2 separate regions of the Homo sapiens genome follow, and region 1 is linked to region 2. A link is an interaction called in ENCODE POLR2A ChIA-PET data of the cell type or tissue named here. Cell type or tissue: Caco-2. All regions are shown on one strand. Each heading gives the region's core, and the rest is flanking DNA. Links, peaks and the distances in the headings are about the cores only. Region 1 overlaps ARID3A (AT-rich interaction domain 3A). Region 2 overlaps MED16 (mediator complex subunit 16).

The links. ChIA-PET counts read pairs that join two places held together with the same protein. Peaks named below come from ENCODE experiments on the same cell type or tissue, not always from the same donor. Only the 100,000 strongest peaks of a DNase experiment are listed, where the experiment ranks them.
Region 1: POLR2A ChIA-PET joins it to region 2 with 6 read pairs; 5 of 35 experiments call an interaction of 5 or more read pairs at or near these places.

What each region holds. Positions count from the first base shown.
Region 1 is chr19:963,079-967,583 of GRCh38, reverse strand. ARID3A (AT-rich interaction domain 3A) reads right to left here. Exons shown (of 9, transcript NM_005224.3): 5 at 3,153-3,336; 6 at 2,504-2,751; 7 at 716-1,012. Among named protein-coding and RNA genes, the nearest start is that of WDR18, 19 kb to the left of the region's middle. RefSeq lists a silencer at 2,386-2,563 and an enhancer at 4,257-4,505. In Caco-2, for the core only: no CTCF peak of the experiment used is centred there; no DNase peak of the experiment used is centred there.
Region 2 is chr19:877,349-881,454 of GRCh38, reverse strand. It overlaps MED16 (mediator complex subunit 16), which reads left to right. Exons shown (of 16, transcript NM_005481.3): 8 at 1,307-1,518. Among named protein-coding and RNA genes, the nearest start is that of MED16, 14 kb to the left of the region's middle. In Caco-2, for the core only: no CTCF peak of the experiment used is centred there; a DNase peak (open chromatin) is centred at 1,687.

The sequences.
Region 1 (4,505 bases), core at 291-4,290, 86 kb before region 2:
CTTTGTTTTTTTTTACCTTGTTTTTGAGACCAGGTCTTGCTCTGTCACCCAGGCTGGAATGCAGTGGTGCAATCATGGCTCACTGCAGCCTCGACTTCCTGGGCTCAAGTGATCCTCCCATCTCAGCCTCCCGAGTAGCTGGGGCTACAGGAGCGTGTCACCACGCCCAGCTAACTTTTGTAGAGATGGCATCTCACTGTGTTGCTCAGGCTGATCTCAAATTCCTGGGCTCAAGCAATCCTCCCATTTCAGCCTCCCAAAGTGCTGGGATTATAGGCATGAGCCACGGTGCCCAGCCAGTTTACTTTATTATTTTTTATTTTTTGAGATGGAGTTTTGCTATTGTTGCCCAGGCTGGAGTGCAGTGGCGTTATCTCGGGTCACTGCAACCTCCATCTCCCAGTTCATGTGATTCTCCTGCCTCAGCCTCCCAAGTAGCTGGGACTACAGGGGTGCGCTGCCACGCCCGGCTAATTTGTTGTATTTTTAGTAGAGATGGAGTTTCACCATGTTGCCCAGGCTGATCTCGAACTCCTGACCTCAAGTGATCCACCCACCTCGGTCTCCCAAAGTGCTGGGATTACAGATGTCAGCCACTGCACCCGGCTTTTTTTTTCTTATTGATTTGTTGGCACTCTTTACATATGTAGGCTCCAAGGCCCTCACTGTGTGACACACGCAGGAAGCACAGCGGGTCTGGGCACGAGGGCAGTACCTTGGCTGTTGATCCGAATGCTCATGGGCAGCTGGGCCGCCATGGCCAGGAAGTTCTGCTGGAGTGCACGTTGCATCAGCCGTTGCTGCTCATCGGCCACCAGGGCCATCTTCTTCTCCGGAGGCTCTGCAGACTCCAGCTTCTCCCGCAGCTGTTCCAGGGCAGCTGCCTGTGCGGCCACAGCTGCTTGGGCGGCTGCTGCTTGCACAGCTGCTGCCTGGGCTGCCACCACAGGGTGGCCCGCCAGGGACACAGGCAGGCGGCCAGGGACTGTGATGGGGATGGCTGAGTCCTCCTCTAGGTAGGAAAAAAGGGGAATTGGTGGCCAGGAGGGGCTGGGCCCTGCCTTCCACTCAAGGCAGGAACATGCACCTTCTTTTTTCTTTTCTTTTCTTTTTTTTTTTTTTTTTGAGACGGAGTTTCACTCTTGTTGCCCAGGCTGGAGTGCAATGGTGCGATCTCAGCTCACCGCAACCTCTGCCTCCCGGGTTCAAGTGATTCTCCTGCCTTAGCCTCCCTAGTAGCTGGGAAACAGGCACCCGCCACCACGCCTGGCTAATTTTGTATTTTTAGTAGAGACGGGGTTTCTTCATGTTGGCCAGGCTGGTCTTGAACTCCTGACCTCAGGTGATCCGCCCGCCTCGGCCTCCCAAAGTGCTGGGATTACAGGCGTGAGCCACCGCGCCCAGCCTTTTTTTTTTTTGCTTTGAGACAGAGTCTCGCTCTGTTGCTTAGGCTGGAGGGCAGTGGCGCGATCCCAGCTCACTGCAACCTCTGCCTCTCAGGCTCAGGTGATTCTTCTGCCTCAGTCTCCTGAGTAGCTGGGATTACAGGCGCCCACCACCACACTAAGCTAATTTTTTTTTTTTTTTTTTTTGACACGGAGTCTCACTCTGTCGCTGAGGCTGGAATGCAGTGACGTGATCTTGGCTCACCGCAACCTCTGCCACCTGGGTTCAAGCGATTCTCCTGCCTCAGCCTCCCAAGTAGCTGGGACTACAGGTGTGTGCCACCACACCCGGCTAATTTTTGTATTTTTAGTAGAGACAGGGTTTCACCATATTGATTAGGCTGGTCTCAAACTTCTGACCTCAAGCGATCCGCCTGCCTCAGCCTCCCAAAGTGCTGGGACTACAGGCGTGAGCCACTGTGCCTGGCCTAAAAAAATTTTTTTTAGACTGGGTCTCACTACTGTTGCTCAGGCTGTAGTGCAGTGGTGTAATCTCAGTTCACCACAGCCTCGACCTCCTGGGCTCAACCCATCTGACCACCTCAGCTTCCTGGGTAGCTGGGACCACAGGTGCACGTTGCCACGCCCAGCTAATTTTTTTTTTTTTTTTTGAGATGGGGTCTCACTATGTTGCCCAGATGAGAAATGGTAACTCAGACAGGCAAACTGAGGTGACACTGCTGTGTGTGCTGTTGGTACCTCTGTGTTATGGAGGATTCAGAGGCTCAGTGGGAGGGAAAACTGATCAACTGATGATGCCTGCCTCAGTGTAGACTGGAAAAACAGTGATCAATTAGTAATGTCTGCCTTGGCCACAGGACTGGAAACACAGATTGATTAGCAATGTCTGCCTGCCACCTGTGTGGAATTAGAAAATGGTGATGGATTGGTAATGTCTGCCATAGGCAGAGGACTGGTAGATTGGAAGCCCTTTTCCATGCCAACTATAGGGTTTTTCATCCTGGTTACCCAGAGAGGGGAAGAGGTATCCCCCAAGGTCAGACAGCCAGGCTGAAGCTCAGTTGGGAACACGCCCCAGGCCCCATACAGGCCCTTACCTTTCTTGATCTTAGGGGCGGGGGTGATGGAGCTGCCATTGGTGCTTGCGGCCAGGCCCAGGGAGGACACGGGTAGCTTGGGTGAGGAGAGCATGCCGTGTGCCCCGCCTGGCGAGTAGGCAAAGAGGGAGCCACCAAAGCTCTGGCGCCGGCCCTCCCGTCGGTTGCTGTCTATGGCTGCCTGGAGCTCATTGGGGTTACTGAGGCCCCGCTTCTCACACTCGTAGGGGTACAGGTACTTCATGTATCTGTGGGTGGGACGAGGGAAGAGGATGGCACCCGGGTCACCCCTACGGCTCTCTTTGGCCTTCAGTACAAAGTAAACCCCACTGTGGCACCACCATCCCTGGTTCTTCCCTTGGACTTGCTCAGCAGCCCCCAGAGCTGCTGGGCCTTTGCCCATTCCCTCCATCTCAATGCTGTTCCTCGCAATGGCCCCTGATTGCACAACCCCAGAGACTGTGTGGTCCTCGCACCCCTACTTGACGCTCTCGGGCCCTGGACGCACGGTGTGGCCCTGTGCCCTTTGCGGCTGCCCACTGCCCCCTCCTCTGCAGCTGCCCACCACCCCCTCCCTCTTCTGCAGGCCCCTTGCACTGGCTGCTCAGAGTGCCCTGGCCCGACCTCGGCACAACCGTCCGCCACTCACTGGGTCCGCAGGGTGAAGGCTGCACTGGTGATGGACGTGGGCAGGTTGAGGCCCTTGGTGATCTCACGCCACAGCTTCTTGTTGATGACCTCCACGAGGCCGCCCTTCTCCGTCACCAGCACGTACAGCATGAACAGGTCAAGGACCTGTTTGGCCATGATGGGGATGCGGTTCACAGGTGTCCCTGGGGGAAGGGGCGAGAGGGAGGTTGGGGGCCACCTGGGCACTGCAGGGAGCCGAGTGTCCTGGCCTCCGCCCTCTCCATGCCAGGAGCACTCCCCCGCCCAGGCTGTGACAACCACAGATGTCTCCAGACATTGCCCAGGGCCCTCTGTGGGTGCAGGATCATCCAGGCTGGGAACCTCTGCTCGAGAGGGTGCAGAGGGGGCAGCTCTGCCTCGGTTTATCCACCAGTAACCTGGGCTTAGGGACAGCGCAGCCCTCGGGAGGAGGGTTACTGAGAGGAGGGACGTGCGGGAGACGCCCGGATCTTTGTTATTCCTTCTCCACGCCACACACCACGGCAGCTGCCAAAACAACTCTGCCTATGTTCCCAGAGGCCTGTTCCCTCCACACTGACAGGGGCTCTGCAGCCTCAGGCAGGCAAGGGGTAAAGCCTGGCTTACCCAATTTCAAGTCTGGAGAATGGAGGGCTGTGGACTGGCCTAGGGAGGGGAAGGGGATGGGCTAGCCCCGACATGGGGGGTTGGGCTAGCCCAGGAGGAGAGGGTTGTGGGCTACGCTATGCCAGGGAGGGAAAGGGGGAGGATTAGCCTAGGCAGGGGAAGGGCGGTAGGTGGGCTGGCCCAGGAAGAAGAGGCGGCTGGGCTGACTCAGGTTCCTGCCCCTCAACTCCTGGAGCCGGCTGCAGACGTGGCCCCTCCCCGCCCTTCCAGCCCTACCTGCCCCCTCCAGGGCTCTCCCAGGCTGCCCCTGCACCAGGAGCCTCTGGCTTCAGATGTCAGCTCCACCTCTGCCCAGCCCCTCCCTGGCCTGACAGTAGGCAAGACCCACTTAAACCTATCGTTCTGTCCGTGAAATTCTGCACTTAGGAGATCAATTGTGTACAGTCTGTGGCCCCCACCCCATGTTCTGCCTACGTGGGGTCCCAGCACTCAGTGGCATACAGTAGGCGCTCAGTGAAGACCAGTGAGGGCAGGTGGCCCAGGCCATAGCTGCTGCCCACTCACCATGGGGTGGGAGGGGACGCCCATCGCCCTGTTAGGGATGGGGACGTGGACATCGAGGTTCTGGGATGTGACTGGCTGGAGAGCGGGTGCAGCCCTGAGTGAGCAGCCGGCCCTCTGCCTGGTCGAGGCCTGCTACCCCCGGAACCCCCGGTGTCTGACCTTC
Region 2 (4,106 bases), core at 1-4,000:
GGGCTCTGAGCACAGGCCATGGGGCTGTAGGAGCTCAGCCTTCTGGGTTCTGATGGGTTCCCAATTAGGAGGCAGATCTCATCTTTCGGGATCTGTGAGGCTGGCAGACAGATCCAGTGTTCTTTAATATGTAAAGAGTCATTGCAAATCAACAAGGGAGCCTGGGGAACTTGGTGGAACTCCTTCCTGGGTAGGCGGCATGTGTCCTCTCTGTGCTGCAGCAGCCATAATGTGGTCCTGAGCTCAAACCGTGGCATCCGTGCCCATGAGTGAGTCTGCACACTCTTCAGTGCCTACCCTATTTGCTCAGCTGTAAAATGTGGACAAGTCGGCCCTAGCTCAGGCCCTTTCTTCCCCCAGCTCCCGTTCTTCCCTGGTTCCCTGGAAAGAGCATTTATCAAAACCCGCTCGGGGCTCAGGGCTGTTCCTCAGAGCCTGCAGAGAGGTTGAGGGGATGCAGTTCCCTGCTCCAAAACCCTTGGTTTATGCTCCATTTTCCAGGCTCTATTTTTTTTTTTCTTTTTTTTTTTGAGTTGGAGTCTCATTCTGTTGCCCAGGCTGGAGTGCAGTGGTGTGATCTCGGCTCACTGCAACCTCCGCCTCCTGGGTTCAAGCGATTCTCCTTCCTGCCTCAGCCTCCCGAGTAGCTGGGACTACAGGCGCGTGCTGCCACGCCCGGCTAATTTTTTGTATTTTAGTAGAGACGGGGTTTCACCGGTGTTGCCCAGGCTGGTCTCGAACCCCTGAGCTCAGGCAATCTGCCCGCCTCAGCCTCCCAAAGTGCTAGGATTACAGGCGTGAGCCACCGCGCCCGGCTTTGCAGCCTCTCTACTGCAGGGACTCCTTTCATATTCTCTTTTCCATGAGCTTTGGGCTCTGGACCCCACCTCCCCCCGGCCCTCGTACAATGGCAGACCCCAGTGTGAGTGACAGCCCCAGCCCACCACCCTAAGATGCCTCTCTTTGGGACGCCAGGAGCCCCAACCCTTGGTCCCCCACCTGTAGTGCCCCCCTCCCCTGCGCTCCTTGAGGGGCGTGTCAGCCAGGACATGGGCCCAGCTGGGAGGGGCGGGGAGGGGCTGGGAGCAGTGTGGCCAAGGCTGCTGGCTCCTGCTCCCCTGGTGCTCAGGGACTGTGTAACTAAAGAAAGAGTGGCTGGGGGCACGGGCGCTGGATGCCGATTGGCGGGGGCTGACCCCCTGGATGGGCAGCCCCGGCTCTCCACACCCTGCAGAGCAGGAGGCCCCTCCCCCGGCGGGCGTGTCCTGGGCCCTGCCCATGTCTAAGCAGTGCCTGTGCCCCACAGGGCTGGCCCTGGCCTTCCACGACGGCAGCGTCCACATCGTGCACCGGCTCTCACTGCAGACCATGGCCGTCTTCTACAGCTCCGCGGCCCCGAGGCCTGTGGATGAGCCGGCCATGAAGCGCCCCCGCACCGCGGGCCCCGCCGTCCACTTAAAGGCTATGCAGCTATCGTGGACGTCACTGGCCCTGGTGGGGATTGACAGCCACGGGAAGGTGAGCTGCTGGGGCACGTGGGGCCGGGGCTGGTGGGCATTGACAACCAGGGGAAGGCGAGCTGCTGGGCATTGACAACCAGGGGAAGGTGAGCTGCTGGGGCACGTGGGGCTGGCCCTGGTGGGGATTGACAGCCAGGGGAAGGCGAGCTGCTGGGGCACGTGGGGCTGGGGCTGGTGGGCATTGACAACCAGGGGAAGGCGAGCTGCTGGGCATTGACAACCAGGGGAAGGCGAGCTGCTGGGGCACGTGGGGCTGGGGCTGGTGGGCATTGACAACCAGGGGAACGTGAGCTGCTGGGGCACGTGGGGCTGGGCTTGGGGGGCATTGACAACCACGGGAAGGTGAGCTGCTGGGCATTGACAACCAGGGGAAGGCGAGCTGCTGGGGCGTGGCCCTGGTAGGCATTGACAACCAGGGAAAGGCGAGCTGCTGGGGCACGTGGGGCTGGGGCTGGTGGGCATTGACAACCAGGGGAAGGCGAGCTGCTGGGGCACGTGGGGCTGGGGTTGGTGGGCATTGACAACCAGGGAAAGGTGAGCTGCTGGGGCATGTGCGGCTGGGGCTGGTGGGCATTGACAACCAGGGGAAGGTGAGCTGCTGGGGCACGTGGGGCTGGGCTTGGTGGGCATTGACAACCATGGGAAGGTGAGCTGCTGGGCATTGACAACCAGAGGAAGGCGAGCTGCTGGGGCATGTGGGGCTCGGCTTGGTGGGCATTGACAACCATGGGAAGGTGAGCTGCTGGGCATTGACAACCAGGGGAAGGCGAGCTGCTGGGGCACGTGGGGCTGGGGCTGGGGCTGGGGCTGGGGGGTATTGACAACCAGGGGAAGGCGAGCTGCTGGGGCACGTGGGGCTGGGGCTGGGGCTGGTGGGCATTGACAACCGGGGGAAGGTGAGCTGCTGGGACATGTGGGGCTGGGGCTGGGGCTGGTGGGCATTGATAGCCAGGGGAAGGTGAGCTGCTGGGGCACGTGGAGCTGCGGCCGGGGCCGGGGCCGGGGCCGGGGCCGGGGCTGGTGGACATTGACAACCAGGGAAAGGTGAGCTGCTGGGGCACGTGGGGCTGGGGCTGGGGCTGGGGCTGGTGGGCATTGACAACCAGGGGAAGGGGAGCTGCTGGGGCACGTGGGGCTGGGGCTGGTGGGCATTGACAACCAGGGGAAGGGGAGCTGCTGGGGCACGTGGGGCTGGCCCTGGTGGGGATTGACAACCAGGGGAAGGCGAGCTGCTGGGGCACGTGGGGTTGGGGCTGTTGGGCATTGACAACCAGGGGAAGGTGAGCTGCTGGGGCACGTGGGGCTGGGGTTGTGGCTGGTGGGCGTTGACAACCACGGGAAGGTGAGCTGCTGGGGCATGTGGGGCTGGGGCTGGGGCTGGTGGGCATTGACAACCACGGGAAGGTGAGCTGCTGGGGCACGTGGGGCTGGGGCTGGTGGGCATTGACAGCCAGGGGAAGGTGAGCTGCTGGGGCACGTGGGGCCGGGGCCGGGGCCGGGGCTGGGGCTGGTGGACATTGACAACCAGGGAAAGGTGAGCTGCTGGGGCACGTGGGGCTGGGGCTGGGGCTGGGGCTGGTGGGCATTGACAACCACGGGAAGGTGAGCTGCTGGGGCACGTGGGGCTGGGGCTGGTGGGCATTGACAACCAGGGGAAGGCGAGCTGCTGGGGCCCGTGGGGCTGGGGCTGGGGCTGGGGCTGGTGGGCATTGACAACCAGGGGAAGGTGAGCTGCTGGGGCACGTGGGGCTGGGCTCGGTGGGCATTGACAACCACGGGAAGGTGAGCTGCTGAGCATTGACAACCAGGGGAAGGTGAGTTGCTGGGGCACGTGGCGCTGGGGCTGGGGCTGGGGGGCATTGACAGCCAGGGGAAGGCGAGCTGCTGGGGCACGTGGGGCTGGGGCTGGGGCTGGTGGGCGTTGACAACCACGGAAAGGTGAGCTGCTGGGGCACGTGGGGCTGGGGCTGGGGCTGGGGCTGGTGGGCATTGACAACCACGGGAAGGTGAGCTGCTGGGGCACGTGGGGCTGGGGCTGGTGGGCATTGACAACCAGGGGAAGGCGAGCTGCTGGGGCATGTGGGGCTGGGCTTGGTGGGCATTGACAACCACGGGAAGGCGAGCTGCTGGGGCACGTGGGGCTGGGGCTGGGGCTGGGGCTGGGGCTGGTGGGCATTGACAACCAGGGGAAGGTGAGCTGCTGGGGCACGTGGGGCAGGGGCTGGTGGGCATTGACAACCAGGGGAAGGCGAGCTGCTGGGGCACGTGGGTCTGGGGCTGGGGCTGGGGCTGGGAGGGTGCCAGAGGGAGGCGCCCCCGGGGGAAGGGACCACAGGTGCAAGCCCCTCGCCAGCCCCTGCCTGCGCTGCCTTGTCTGTGTGATGGGTTCGTCTTGTTGAGCGAGGTCAGTGGGGTGGCTCACAGCACGTATTAGGAGCTTCGTAACTAGGAGCTGTTGAGAGGACCGCCTTTCACGGGGTAGACTCCTCAGGTAAAGCAGACGAGTGTAAGCCTGGCTCGGCATCCAGTGCAGTCGGGGCTCAGGGAGGTTTCCTTCCCTGTTCCCAGAGGCATTGTGCATGACCC